Regions from separate parts of the Homo sapiens genome. Here all the other regions are linked to region 1. The links are chromatin contacts, found by Hi-C or POLR2A ChIA-PET in ENCODE. All regions are on one chromosome and are shown on one strand. The core of a region is the stretch at or near the end of the contact, and the rest is flanking DNA. Distances in the headings are between cores, read along the strand shown. Region 1 holds the start of SUV39H2-DT (SUV39H2 divergent transcript). Region 2 has its middle 8.6 kb from the start of FAM107B. Region 3 overlaps FAM107B (family with sequence similarity 107 member B).

What was found. Hi-C counts contacts between places; a loop is a spot of excess contacts on that map. ChIA-PET counts read pairs that join two places held with the same protein, here RNA polymerase II (POLR2A). Pooled maps may share reads with other maps.
Region 2: a map of endothelial cell of umbilical vein shows a loop between it and region 1 (4-fold over the local background). The contact joins the enhancer-like site here to the promoter of SUV39H2-DT in region 1. A Hi-C loop is called at or near these places in 1 of 168 maps with a recorded cell type or tissue (endothelial cell of umbilical vein) and 2 of 50 pooled maps. POLR2A ChIA-PET finds 5 or more read pairs at or near these places in 4 of 52 experiments (A549, HEK293T, SK-N-SH and 1 more).
Region 3: a map of B cell shows a loop between it and region 1 (3-fold over the local background). The contact joins the enhancer-like site here to the promoter of SUV39H2-DT in region 1. A Hi-C loop is called at or near these places in 1 of 168 maps with a recorded cell type or tissue (B cell) and 4 of 50 pooled maps. POLR2A ChIA-PET finds 5 or more read pairs at or near these places in 2 of 52 experiments (OCI-LY7 and activated CD4-positive, alpha-beta T cell).

The regions. Positions count from the first base shown.
Region 1 is chr10:14,875,535-14,879,908 of GRCh38, forward strand. SUV39H2-DT (SUV39H2 divergent transcript) reads right to left here and starts at 3,125. Exons shown (of 1, transcript NR_186426.1): 1 at 789-3,125. It overlaps SUV39H2 (SUV39H2 histone lysine methyltransferase), which reads left to right and starts at 3,332. Exons shown (of 6, transcript NM_001193424.2): 1 at 3,332-3,385. The coding sequence starts at 3,355. RefSeq lists a silencer at 3,066-3,805.
Region 2 is chr10:14,781,274-14,785,810 of GRCh38, forward strand. No RefSeq gene overlaps it. Among named protein-coding and RNA genes, the nearest start is that of FAM107B, 8.6 kb to the left of the region's middle. Within about 2 kb of position 1,483, at least 3 of the 41 ENCODE cell types and tissues checked have a DNase peak (open chromatin) inside an H3K27ac peak, as active enhancers do; they include endothelial cell of umbilical vein, where a contact is called at or near this core.
Region 3 is chr10:14,750,284-14,754,803 of GRCh38, forward strand. The region is part of intron 1 of FAM107B (family with sequence similarity 107 member B); the gene reads right to left. Among named protein-coding and RNA genes, the nearest start is that of FAM107B, 22 kb to the right of the region's middle. RefSeq lists an enhancer at 1,182-2,099. Within about 2 kb of position 1,453, at least 22 of the 41 ENCODE cell types and tissues checked have a DNase peak (open chromatin) inside an H3K27ac peak, as active enhancers do; they include B cell and OCI-LY7, where a contact is called at or near this core.

The DNA of each region.
Region 1 (4,374 bases), core at 1,875-4,374:
ATAACATGTTGAGAACCCATAGAGCTTTTGTTTGTTACATATACATAAAATGTAGTTATATAACTATAGTTACCATATGGAAATTAAAACCAATTTTAAAAATTATTTCTAAGTAATAAAGTTAATTTTTTATGAGAAATAATTTTTCTAAGACAAAAAATTAGTGGCAAGGGTGGTATCTGGGGTTTTATTTTTTGTTTTTTGTCTTGAGACAGGGTCTTGCTCTGTTGCCCAGGCTGCAATGTAGTGGTTTGATCATAGCTCACTACACCCTCAAACTCCTGGGCTCAAGCGATCCTCCCACCTCAGCTTCCTGAGTAGCTGGGACCCCAGGCATGTGCCACCACGCCCAGCTAATTTTTTAGTAGGGTTGCCCTGGCTGGTCTCTAGCAATTCCTCAGCCTCCCAAAGTGCCAAGATTATACGTGCGAGCCACTTTGCCTAGCCAAAAGCAGTATTTTGTATTTTTTCAAATCTCTTTAATGTCTGGCTTAATAGGAGATAGCTATGTTCTGGTACCTGCGTCTTCGTTCAATGTGTTGCAATATTCAAATTGTGTAACCTCTAGAAAATTCCACTATGTACTCATGAGCGAAGGAAGGCAGAGAACATGTTGGTCTGAAAATAGTTTTGCGCTCATGAACCCTGTGAAGAGTCTTCGGGTCCCAATTACCATACTTTGAGAATTGCTGCTCTAGATAGTAAACACGGTGATGAATGTTGAACAGACAGGGCCTCATCTATGCGCTGGAATGGATGGGATTCAAGACACGAAACGAAACACTGGATTTACAAAATAGTGCGATGCATTCATTATGAATCAAGACCAAAGAACAAAAACCCGACAAGATAATTGCAAATTTTGATGAGTGCTTTTTAAGGATGCAAAGTAGGGCTAAAGAATGAGGTAACATGCGAGGCCTCTGTCAATAGGTGGTGTTTAAGCTGAGACCCAAGTGATCTGAAGGTAGCCATGTGAGGAGGGGAAGGAGCCTGTCCTCTTAACCGGAAAGTAATTTCCAGCTGCCTTCAGTGATTTGCTTTATCCGCTGCTCCTGTCACTAGGAAGTCAGCTCCATGAGGACTGGGTCTTTTTTCTTTCTCATCCACTGCTATATTCCCAGCACCTATCAGGTGCCTGGCACATAGGAGATGCACAGTAAAAGATTTCTGGGTAAGTGGGGCCGGGGAAAGGCCAGGAAAATGAGTAAAGGGGAGAGTGGCACCAAGTGAGGTGAGACAGGATTCCCATCACTGGAGGCCCTGCCGGCCATCTGGAGGTTTGAGTTTTATTCTGAATGCTACGAAGTTCAGAAGTGTATTTTTCCGGATATGTTCAATTTGAGATGTTTGTGCAACACCTAAGGGCATATGTCCATTACGCACTGTGGATATTCTAGCCTGGAATTCAGGCAGAGGCCAGGGCCGGAGACGATAAGTGAGGCATCTTGTGTGTCAAGATGCTATTTAAATCCATGGGAATTGGGGCAGTCACATAGGGAGAGGGCGGAAAAGAAATGCAGTCCCAGGACTACAGTCTCTTCTCTGAGGAACCCAGGTTGGACTGAGGAAAAGGAGCCAAAAAGGATTCAAGAGTGGCCAGTGAGTAGCGATGGCCGCTCCTTGGTGGGCTCTGAAAACATACAGGAGAGGTAATGAATACAGGGGCCGGTTAGGACGGGAGGCTGTATCCAAGTCTGAAGGCATAATCCTAGATAGACTAAGCCTTAAAGGGCCTGGATGCTCTTCCAGGTGACAGGGTTGGACAGGGCCTTTTATTCCTTATCTCAAGGTAATGAGATATGGAATACAAAATTTACTAAGGACTCAAATCTTAGAAACATGTCTGAGAAATGCAGTTGCATTGAAACACACACGGACTGCAGAACAGTATTTGTATTATGATGCCGTTTGTAGCTAAATAAAGTCTGGGAGCATGAGTGTGTGTGAGGAAGTGGTGTTTCCCATCGTAGAAAATGATTAAATATTTAAAAACGAGAAGTTAAAAAGAAAATCACTCCGAAAAGGCTATTTCGTTATTTTCCTATACATTTTTTTCTTCCATAGTTAAAACTATATTTCAGGGGGATTTGTTTTGGTTTTGCTGAATACTAAAAGCTTCATGAACACCTTTTTAAGACGGCTAGACAGTATTTCATAATGGAATCAAATAATTAACTATTCCTTTAATGGTCTGCGTTCATTTCCAGTATTTCAAATTTATACATACTGCTTTGAAACGTTTATGTAATTTTTTACATGAATTTTTTAAGGAGATATCAAATGGCCTTCTGCCAGTTTTCGTTATTTGCTCTAAGATTTCTGCTTTAGGTTGTTTAGAACAATCATGGATGCAGCGTCAAGAATGGGTGGGGGAGGGGGGTGGAGACCAGGTGGGAGGCCCCTGGAGTCGTCCTGCAGCTTCCTTACTAACGTGTCCTTCTCCTCCCGGCCCCCACCCGCCACCAGGCCGAGCTCAGGAGCTTGGCAACAACATGGGAGGGGAGCTCGGGTCCCCTTACAGACCTACCCAATCCCAATTTACATTAAAGTTGAGCCCAGGAGGTCTAGTCTGCAGTGAGCCGTAATCGCGCCACTGCACTCCAGCCTGGGTGACAGAGTGAGACCTCATCTCTTAAAAAATTCCAAGTCCAGCTCCCCCACCCCCGACGATTCGTAAGCCCCTTTAAGTGAGAAGCACTGATGTGGACCGGTGGTTTCCGCTGTGCCGCACATTAGGATCAGCTGGGAGCTGGATAGCACAGGCCACACCCCACACCAACCAGTCGGAATCCCGGCGACTGCCCCAAGCCAGCGGAACCTCTCCAGCCATGCCCACGTGCAGCCGCTTCCGAAGCCCGGAGCTCTAGAGGGAGCGGTGTCGGGGGGAGACTAACCATGGCCCACGGGGCTGCGGTAGCTGCGGAACCGTACCCGACAGGCAGCGTCCCCGGCTCCCTAGGTCCCCGCTGCCCGTGTCGGATCTCGCAGTGTGCGAGTGCTGCCGAAGTAAGACGTCTCCAAAGCGCAAAGTCCTGGCCGACGTCTTCCCGAGTGAAGGCGCCAAACGGGCCTGGCGAAGGGAAGGGGGCGCCGGACACTGCCGAGGATCCGGGAGCACGCGCGCTCGCCCCGCCCCGCTCCTCGCGCTTGGGGCCGGGCCTAGCTTTGGGGCGCAGGCGCGCTGGCCGCCGCGGCGGGGGGTCGGCCGCCAGTGACGTCAGGACGCCGTGCGGGTTCCGTCCCCCAACAAGCCCCGGCCCCCAAGTCCCGCGCGGGCCGGCCAGGGGCGGGGCGTCGGGCCAGCTGAGCTATCCCGTCAGACCGCGCCAGTTTGAATGAAAGCTCTACAAGATGGCGGCGGTCGGGGCCGAGGCGCGAGGAGGTGAGGCTGGAGCGCGGCCCCCTCGCCTTCCCTGTTCCCAGGCAAGCTCCCAAGGCCCGGGCGGCGGGGCCGTCCCGCGGGCCAGCCAGATGGCGACGTGGCGGTTCCCCGCCCGCCGCGACCCCAACTCCGGGACGCACGCTGCGGACGCCTATCCTCCCCCAGGCCGCTGACCCGCCTCCCTGCCCGGCCGGCTCCCGCCGCGGAGGTGGGCACTGTCCGAGCCTGGGGCACTTCGGAAGTGGAGCGTGGCCTCTCCGCCCGCTCGGCCCGGCCCCCTCCGCGTCTCCCGTGGCGGCCTCGGGCTTCGAGGCCGCTCCCCGGCAGTCCCCGGTTGGAGGTCCGGGGGGCACGGCTGCGACTGGCTCCTTTGTGGTGGTTCGAGCGCGGCGTGCGGCATGCGCCCGGGCCTTTGAAGTGGGAGGCGGGAAGCGACGCCCGCCGGCGTGAACATGACCTTAATATCAGAGGGGGAGAGTAAATCGGGGCGCCTGTGTGCTAAGAAAGGGGATAAGCGAGGAATCCCCCCCAAGGCGGACACGCTAGGAGGTTGAGTGCCTCGTTGGAGAATCGCCCAGAAAGTGGGTATTTGAGGTTGCAGCCTCTGGCTTACGGTAACTCTTTCACCCACCGGGAGCTTGGTGTTATTTCTGTGGACGCTGGGGAATTGGGCACCGGGGAACTGGGCACCGAGCGCGCGTGGGTGTGGGCGTCGGGGGGTGTTGGTGTCGCGCACGCTTTGAGAGCCTGGAACTTTTCCGTGCGTTCCGGAATGTAAAGGTGTTTTCAAGCTCGTCTCCTCTCCGCTGGGATTATGACCTCATTATCCCTGAATTTTTCTCCTTGGAGAATGTCAGGGGTTACTGTGAACCAGCGGAAGGTGTTTGTGGTGGTCATGAACTATTTAATTTTGTCAGTGAAATCTTTTTCTGCATTACTGGAGACTGTCGAGAGATTGTCTTTCTTTTTTTAACCACGTGTTTGCAGTT
Region 2 (4,537 bases), core at 233-2,732, 96 kb before region 1:
TAATTTAAAAGGAATAAAGTCAACTTACATGGGGCAATATGAAAAATTGCCAGGAAATACTTTGAATGACAAAAGCAAATTGAAAAGTTAAGCACATGTGGATATCTAAAAATATACCCATATAAATATATACATGTATGTGCTTACTTTTATGTAGAAAAGCTTCAGAGGAATGTCCAAGAAGTCTTCTGCCTCCGGAGAGGGGACACTAAAGGTCTGATTTGGGAGGAAGATGCTTTTCATGGTATACCCTGTTGTACTGTTTGAATTTTGTTAACCATGTGCAAATACTAACTTTTCTATTAGAAAAAAATAGCATGGAAACATCCCAAGGTGACAAGGCACCAACATGCTCAGTTCTAGGTGAGGTCTCAGATGAAAATCAAGCATGTGGCACCAATGATCTCTCCAAAGGGGAGACCAGCAGAGCGGATCTCAGCCATTCAGTGCCTCCATCAGGATGCCTTAAGAAGATTTGTCATTTTCCATAGAGAGCGCATAGAGAAAGCACTATCACTGGGGCCCATGTCTTCAAACATCATTGATTGAGAACTCACTGCAGAGCAGGTTCTGAGTCAGGTGCTACTTGGAGTGAAATAAGCCAGGATCCTGCTCTCTTGGAGCCCAAAGGGCAGTAGAGCACATGAGTGAGTGTGGTGAGTGCAGTGAGGAAACCCGCTGGCTCCTGGAAATAAGATAATGACCCAAGTCAGGAAGCCCGGCTGATCTTGCATCCCCTTGTTTCCTGAGTCTCACTTTCTCTGTGGGGATCCCGCTAATCGCTTCTGCCACAGTGGCCTCGGGAGGCACTGCCCTCTGCCTTAAAAATCCAGCCCAAGAAAAGGGACACAACTGCCCCTTCTGCACAATTCAGCGGATAATCATCTTTGGTGCATGACCAGACTTTGCTGATTACAAAAGGCAATTATGCCTCTCTAAAAAAAAGTTTTCTTTTTGACTGTTTGCTGGGTAACATCATTGTCGGTGCCCCAAAGCCCCCAGGTTATTTGTCGCAGGGTCTTCCGGGGCTTCCGGTCTGCCGAGTTCCTGTTCAGCATCTGGGTAGCATGGACTGTCTTACCCCTGTCAAGCCCATCTAGATAGGCCGGGCGCGGTGGCTCACGCCTGTAATCCCAGCACTTTGGGAGGCCGAGGCGGGCGGATCACAAGGTCAGGAGATAGAGACCATCCTGGCTAACACAGTGAAAACCCGTCTCTACCAAAAATACAAAAAAAAAAAAAAAAAAAAAAAAATTAGCCGGGCATGGTGGCATATGCCTGTAGTCCCAGCTACTCGGGAGGCTGAGGCAGGAGAATCACTTGAACCTGGGAGGCGGAGCTTGCAGTGAGCCGAGATCGTGCTATTGGACTCCAGCCTGGGCGACAGAGTGAGACTCCGTCTCAAAAAAAAAAAAAAAAAAAGGCTCATCTAGATTCCTTAGAATCTAGGCTTAAGCGATAAGGCCCTGGGTTCCCTCGCTCTCCTAAGAGCCACCTTGCTAGTCATTTCCTGCCCCAAGATGATTAATGCTGAGAACATCCTCTGCCCTAAGGGAAGACCGACCTTTGCTCCCAGGCCTTAGCCTTGGTACCAGCAGGACAGCACGCACAACGGAGTTCAGGAGTCCCACATCAGTCCCTGAAAGTAACAGGAAGCATCATTTCTTTCTCAGTGTGGAGGAAGGAAGGTCACCTAACCAAGACAGGAGGGGCAGAGGAAGGGGCAGGAAACAGATCTGGGGTATAAGACCCAGAAACACAGCAGTGGTTGTAGATAAGGCCAGGATCAGTGCCATTGTCTGATTTCACATCCTCTCCCTTCCCCTATATTTACACTCATGCACTGCGTAACAATGTTTCAGTGAACAAGGGCCCGCATACATGGCAGTGGTCCCATAAGATAATAATACTGTATTTTAGGTTTCGATACACAAATACTTACTTGTGTTAAAACTGCCTGTAGTATTCAGTATAGTCACATGCTGTCCAGGTTTGTAGCCTAGGAGCAATGGGCTATACCCTATACCCCAGGTGTGCTGTGGACTCTACCATCCATGCGATATTTGTACAGTGAAATTGCCTAATTTTACGTCTTTCAGAATGTATCCCTGTCGTTAACCAGCACATGACTATATTTTTAAATCAAAGTGAACTTAAAATGGGGATTCACTTCCATTTTTTTGGTAAGGATTTTTTTTTTTTTTTTTTTTGAGATGGAGTCTGGCTCTGTCACCCAGGCTGGAGTGCAGTGGCACAATCTCGGCTCACTGCAACCTCTGCCTCCTGGGTTCAAGCGATCCCCTGCCTCAGCCTCCCATGTAGGTGGAATTACAGGCACCCGCCACCATGCCTGGCTAATTTTTGCATTTTTAGTAGAGACAGGGTTTTGCCATGTTGACCAGGCTGGTCTCGAACTCCTGACCTCAGGTGATCTACCCACCTCAGCCTCCCAAAGTGCTGGGATTACAGGCATGAGCCACCACACCCAGCCTTTGGTAAGAATTTCTCCAACATTTCTGAGGTCAGTGAAAATGCCCTAATTGTGTTGCAAAACTAGATTTGACTGTCATCGGGTTTGCCTGGAAGCAAGACTGCCCTGCCTTCACAATCTGGAATTCTCTTTACTCCTCTTTTTAATCCTCACACTGAATTCCCAGCTGATTACAAAATTATCTTCCTTCAGGAAAAAGAAATCAAAAGCTTTTCTGCTTTCTACCCAAAAGTACCGCTGAAATGTAAAGGGCTGGTGAATCAGGTAGCCTAAGAAAAATACACCTTTCCTGTCTGATGCTCAGCAATGCCCCAAGCTTCAGGACTCTACTGACATCATTATCACTTCTTTTTTTTTTTTTTTTTTTTTTTTTTTGAGGCAGAATCTTGCTTTTTTGCCCAGGCTGGAGTACAGTAGCACACTTTTGGCTCACTGCAACCTCCGCCTTCCAGGCTCAAGCAATTCTCCTGCCTCAGCCTCCTGAGTAGCTGGGATTACAGGTGCCCACCATCACGCCCAGCTAATTTTTGTATTTTTATTAGAGATGGGGTTTCACCATGTTGGCCAAGCTGGTTTTGAACTCCTGTCCTCAAATGATCTGCCTGCCTCAGCCTCCCAAAGTGCTGGGATTACAGGTGTGAGCCACCATGCCCGGCCATAGACATCATTATCACTTCTACTAATACTTCAGAGGAAATACTGATCAGGTTCCTATTTAGCTTCCTTCAATGGACCCTTGTCCTTTGGGTGGATTCAGAGACCCCCAGATATGCCCACTCCCCATCTCCTGTCACTATTCTTCTTGGCCCACAGCCTGCATTCGGGGGGGTGTTCAGCCTCCTGGGGTGGCCGGAAGAACAGGCAGCCAAAGTCGAGGCCATCCCTGGAGAGTTAATAAAGCCAGATAGAATTCTATCCTTGGGAAGGTGGCTAGGCCATGTCATTGCACAATCAGTACGATGTCTTATCTGCAAATAGTGTCCAGCTGTCTACAAATTTTTGCCCCAGTTGTTTCAGAGTGAAAAAGCATCTGCCTTAAGCCACATGCCCTGTATCCTTTCCCAATAGCTGCCCCTTGGCAATGTGTTGTCCCATATTCACATCCCACCTGCCCTAGGACTTCCAGCCCATTGCATTCTTCATCCTCCCAGGGCCAAGTGTGCTAACCATCCTTGCCTTCCTGTGTGACACACTATGGGCAAGTGGTGACGAAGGAATGAAGAGAGCAGGTCCTATAGCAAGTTGCCCACAAATGAAAAATCTTCATACTGTATTAATCTTTAAAAGTAGATTATAAAGCATTATATATGATCTCATTTGTTAAAGAAAGAGCCATTAAATTTTAAAGAAAAAGTGAATATGATTCCTGATACAGGTCAAAGCACTAATCCAAGTTCTAAATGACTCACGAGTAGTAAGATAACTCCACTAAAATAACAGTGAAATCATTTAAAGGGTTTAAAATGATAATGACAATGAGGGCAGAAGAAGAGACAATAGAGGACAATAGACATAAATGGAAACTGGAAAGGGAGCAATAACAGACTTAGCTGAATGCAACCTGTGCATCTGCAAAGAATACAAGATGAGAAGCACATTGCTGAACCCCACACACTCTCCCACTCTTAATGTTTCCCAGAGCCTTAGAAATCGGAAGCACCAGGTGATCTGGAGGTCTGGGGGTGTGGGGGATCATTTGAAAATTTACCAAAATAACAGTTAGACACTGCTCTGGTTGGAATGTTTATGTATCTTGTTAGGTGCATATATGTTCATGATGATTATGTCTTCTTGCCCTTTCTAGTCTTTTTGACAGCATATAAGAGGAGTCTTATATACTGTTCCTTATTCTGTTGAGTATTAAAATTGCTTCCCAAGTTTAAAGCATGATGTCTTTGGTTACTTGCACTAGACACATTTGAGATGGTATGTACTTCTTTTTCGTTTTGTTTTGTTGTTGAAATAGGGTCTCACTTGGCCACCCAGGCTGGAGTGCAGTGGCATAATGACAGCTCACTGCAGCCTTGGCCTCTCAGGCTCAGGTGG
Region 3 (4,520 bases), core at 203-2,702, 130 kb before region 1:
CATAAACATAGAACTCCCTAGAAAAGCATTTTTTTAAAGCACTGCAAGCCGAGCATGGTGGCTCAAGCCTGTAATCCCAGCACTTTGGGAGAGCAAGGTGGGTGGATCATTTGAGGTCGGGAGTTCAAGACCAGCCTGGCCAACATGGTGAAACCCTGTCTCTATTAAAAATACAAAAATTAGCTGGGCGGGATGGTGCACACCTGTAATCCCAGCTACTCGGGAGCCTGAGGCGGGAGAATCGCTTGAACCCGGGAGGGGGAGGTTGCAGTGAGCTGAGATCACGCCACTGCACTCCAGCCTGGGCAACAGAGTGAGACTCTGTCTCAAAAACAATAAAATAGCACTGCAAAGCTATCAAAGGCAACACCGTTCTAGTCTCAGTTGGATATGTGGCTCATGCCTGTAACCCTGGCACTCTGGGAGGCTGAGATGGGGGAATTGCTTGAGCCTAGGAGTTTGAGACCAGCTTGGGTAACACAGTGAGATGCTGTCTCTACAAAAAAATTTTAAAAATTACCTGGGTGGTGCATGCTTCTAGACGGGAAGGGGGCTCCAAGGGTGGCTTCTTGGAGAGGGATGGGACAGAGTGGGGACCTGAAGGCTGTGGGGTGCATGGGCAGATGCTGGACACCCCTCAGGGTACCATGAGGAATCAGGGGTGGGCACGATGGGGGAGCTTGGCCTCCAGCTTTTTCACTCTTGTTCCAGTTCAGCAATCAGGAGCAGACCTGCCCAAGGCATGGTTTCCATGGTGGCACATCTGGGAGGGGCCTGGCCCCATGTGCTGTTGACATCCGCTAGGTAATGAGGAGGAAGCACATGGGCCCCAGCTGGGCAGATGGGCTCTGCACATCTGCTGCCTCCCTTCCTCATTAGGGTCCCAGGGGAGCGGCGGAATCCAGACACAAAGACCCCACCCCAGCCTCCCCAAGGAGGATGCACACATGGGTTTCCAATGCAACTCTTCATTATTAAAACGAGAGGACGTTTTGGGAAAATGTTTGATGTTTGTACAATTTCTCATACACAGCCCTTGTCCTGCCAGGAGCTAAGTGTGCTTGGACCATACAGCATGGCCTGTGCTTGCTTTTGTGAGCAGAACAGTCCAGCTGGGAAACCACCACTGAGAAGGGGAGTCTGAAAACCTAGGCTGTTCGAAGCACTGGGCAGAGCTCCCAGGGAAGACAAGTTGAATAGAGTGAACTTATATGGGATTTTTTTCTTTTTTTTCTTAGAGACAGGGTCCAGCTCTGTCACCCAGGCTGGAGTGCAGTGATGTGATCAGAGCTCATTACAGCCTTTACCTCCTGGGCTAAAGCGATCCTCCAACTCAGCTTCCCAAAGTGATGGAAATTACAGCCGTGAGCCACTACTCCCGGCCTCCTTATAAGGAAATTATTTGAAAAAACTGTGAGGAGTCCTGGGATCCCCAGAGATCTATCGACCCTACACAGCTGCTTCTAGAGTTGACTCTGTGTTCCGCAAGAGCTGCAGGGCCAAGAGCTTGAGGAAGTGCCAGGCTGCTGAGAGAAGGTTGTAACGCACCGAGACTGAAGCCCAGGCCTGGGCTTCCACTTCCGCCTCCAAAGGAGGTAAAGGGCTGGGAACAAGACCAGTGAGTTTCCCAAATGGCTGGGAAGGTGAGAAGTTTGCAAAATGAATGAAGGGAATCAGAAAATAGGTTTAATCCATGGCACCTCCCTTGCTCTGGGTTTCTGGTGTTTTTGAAATACCCACTGGTTTCCCTATTGTGATATTTACTGGGCCAAGGAGGATTTTTTTCCATTTCAGACTGATGTCACTCCCAGCCTGTTGGTTTCCCAATATCCCATCTGCTGAGGCAGCAGACTCCCGCAGGGAGCCTAAGCCATGGGCTGTGGCCAGAGAGACAGGCAATCCATCCTTCCTGTTTGTGCTCAGCCTGGAAAGTGAAGCCTGGAAAAAGGGACTCAACCAATCTCCCTGACTTGAGGGCTTCTCCCCTTTTGCCCCTCACTCACCTCTTTGCAGTGTGATCATCTCTGAGCCTCCCTCCAGGGAGGAAGGACAGAGTGCCTGGAAGGCATCCAGCTTTGCAGTTTCTCGATCCTGTACCCTGAGAGGTTTCCCTATCCCATTCTACCAGCAAAACATTCAGACGAGTGTTTTGCTTCTTTTCTGGGAGGTAGTCCAGATACAAAGACATATAGGTTCTAGTAAACCTCGGTTGTGAATAAGAAGAGTTTTAGTATAGGACGCAAACTGTCAATCCTGATGTAAGTGAACCACGCTGTGGAGTTTAATCGCATCGTGTATGTGGGACCTCTGTGTGGGAAAGAATCTGTTGGCGACTATAAGATGAATGCATCAGACTCATAAAAGCTGGCCAGGTTTGGTGGTTCACACCTGTAATCCCAGCAGTTTGGGAGATGGAGCCAGGTGGCTTGCTGAGCCACAGGAGTTCAAGACCAGCCTGGGCAATGTGGCGAGACCCCATCTCTACAAAAAATACAAAAATTAGCCGGGTGTGGTGGCACATGCCTGTGGTCCCAGCTACTTTGGAGGCTGAGGCCAGAGGACTGCTTTAGCCAAGGAGGTTGAGGCTACAGTGAGCTGTGATCACACCACTGTACTCCAGCTTGGGCAACAGAGCAAGACCCTGTCTCAAAAAAAAAAAAAATGACTCATAAAAGCTTAGCCATTCAAATAGCACATTGTATAAGAGAAATGCCAAGACTGAGTAATTTTATCCACTAAGTATAATTTTAATAAAGTATCAGTGTTCCCAAAGTACAAAGCTGACCCTCTAAAGTTTCTAGCTCAAAAGCTATTTATGGCATTACCAAAAAGATGGTAAAAAGAGTGATCGTAGTTGTCAGTGTGTAGACACACACAGACACAAACACAACACACAGAAACACAGGCAGAGCACACACGCATGTTCACACTGCACACAAAGGTATACACTCAGAAACACACATACATATCAATACACACATAAAAAGTTTTTATGATCACCCTTTTCCCAACAACCCAAGCTCTGCCACTGGCTCCTAACCAGGATAGCAATGGTGACAAGGAGTGATGGATGGGAGCTTAAAACCCCGTTACATCAAAGCCGTGAAGATTAGATTAAAAACCAAGCTCTCCCTCTCTATCCCAACACCTTCATCATGGGAGGTCTTCCTCAAACTTGCTGATGCTCAAGTGAAATTCACAATATACAGGAAGAACTTCTAGATTTTACCAGAGAGCACCAGTGTAATTATCTGGTGCTTAGTTAACTCCCAAAGTGAAATCGAGCTCATCTTTTTCAGTTTTCCTCAGATCCATTATGTTTGTTGTGTGTAGATGGTTGGGAAGGAAATAAGGGGAAAGGAATGAAATAAAAAGTTAAGGGTAAATGTTTCCATGACTGACTTTTGTTTACTTCAATTTTTTACTTCACATCTGTTCTTCCATGAGAATGATAAATTTTACTGTTTCTCAAAGAAGAGAAGAAAATATGCTTAACATTTCCATTTTAGTAACCAGAGAAAGTATTTTATGATTTGTTTCCCCAAATTTCAACATCTTCCCCCCACCTATATAAAATATAACAAATACTATGGCTAAAAAAAAAATCTTGAATCCAACTAACCAATTTTTTATATCATAGATGAAAAGTCTTTTTTTTCTTTTTTTTTTTTTTTTGAGACAAAGTCTTGCTGTCACCCAGGCTGGAGTGCAGTGGCACCATCTCAGCTCACTGCAACTCCTGCCTCCTGGGTTCAAGCGATTCTCCCCACTCATCCTCCCTAGCAGCTGGGATTACAGGCATGTGCCACCATGCCTGGCTAATTTTTGTATTTTTGGTAGGGACAGGGTTTTGCCATGTTGGCCAGACTGGTCTCAAACTCCTGACCTCAGGTGATCCACCCGTGTCAGCCTCCCAAATTGCTAGGATTACAGGCGTGAGCCACCTTGCCCGGCCACCAGTGAAAATTCTTAAAGGGAAAATGAATCCAAATAATTTGTGAAATGCATCTGCAGGGGTCGTGGAGCCTCTTCTGAGTCCACGGTGCCCCTGTCCTGCTGAATGGCAATGTGCTATGGGAAAGACTTCGTCACTCCCAGCTCCAGAGGTGAGACCTGACTTGACTAATCCAAGCAGAGTGGTCTTATCCCTTAAACACGAGGACAACAGAAGAAAGTCCATGAGTTTTTCTATGGTTGGAAAAGGAATGTGCCCTCTCCCTGCTCATCTCTCTCTTCCAGCTGAACGAGGATGTGATGATCTAAAACCCTCAGAACTACTGGCAGCCATGTGGCCAGCAAGAGGGGAGTCAGCTTCTAAAGGGAGCTGACATCGTGAAAAGCAGAGGCCACGTGGAAGGAGCTGGTCTTCGGTGCCATCTTTGAGCCACTGCATCAAGCCACTGTGATGCCTGCCCTGACTCTGGCCTTTTCAGTAACAGAAGCTGTACTTTTCTTAGTCGTTTGAGCTGTGATTTGTGCCTGTAAGATGCAGATGCACCTTGATAGGTACAGCACATCTG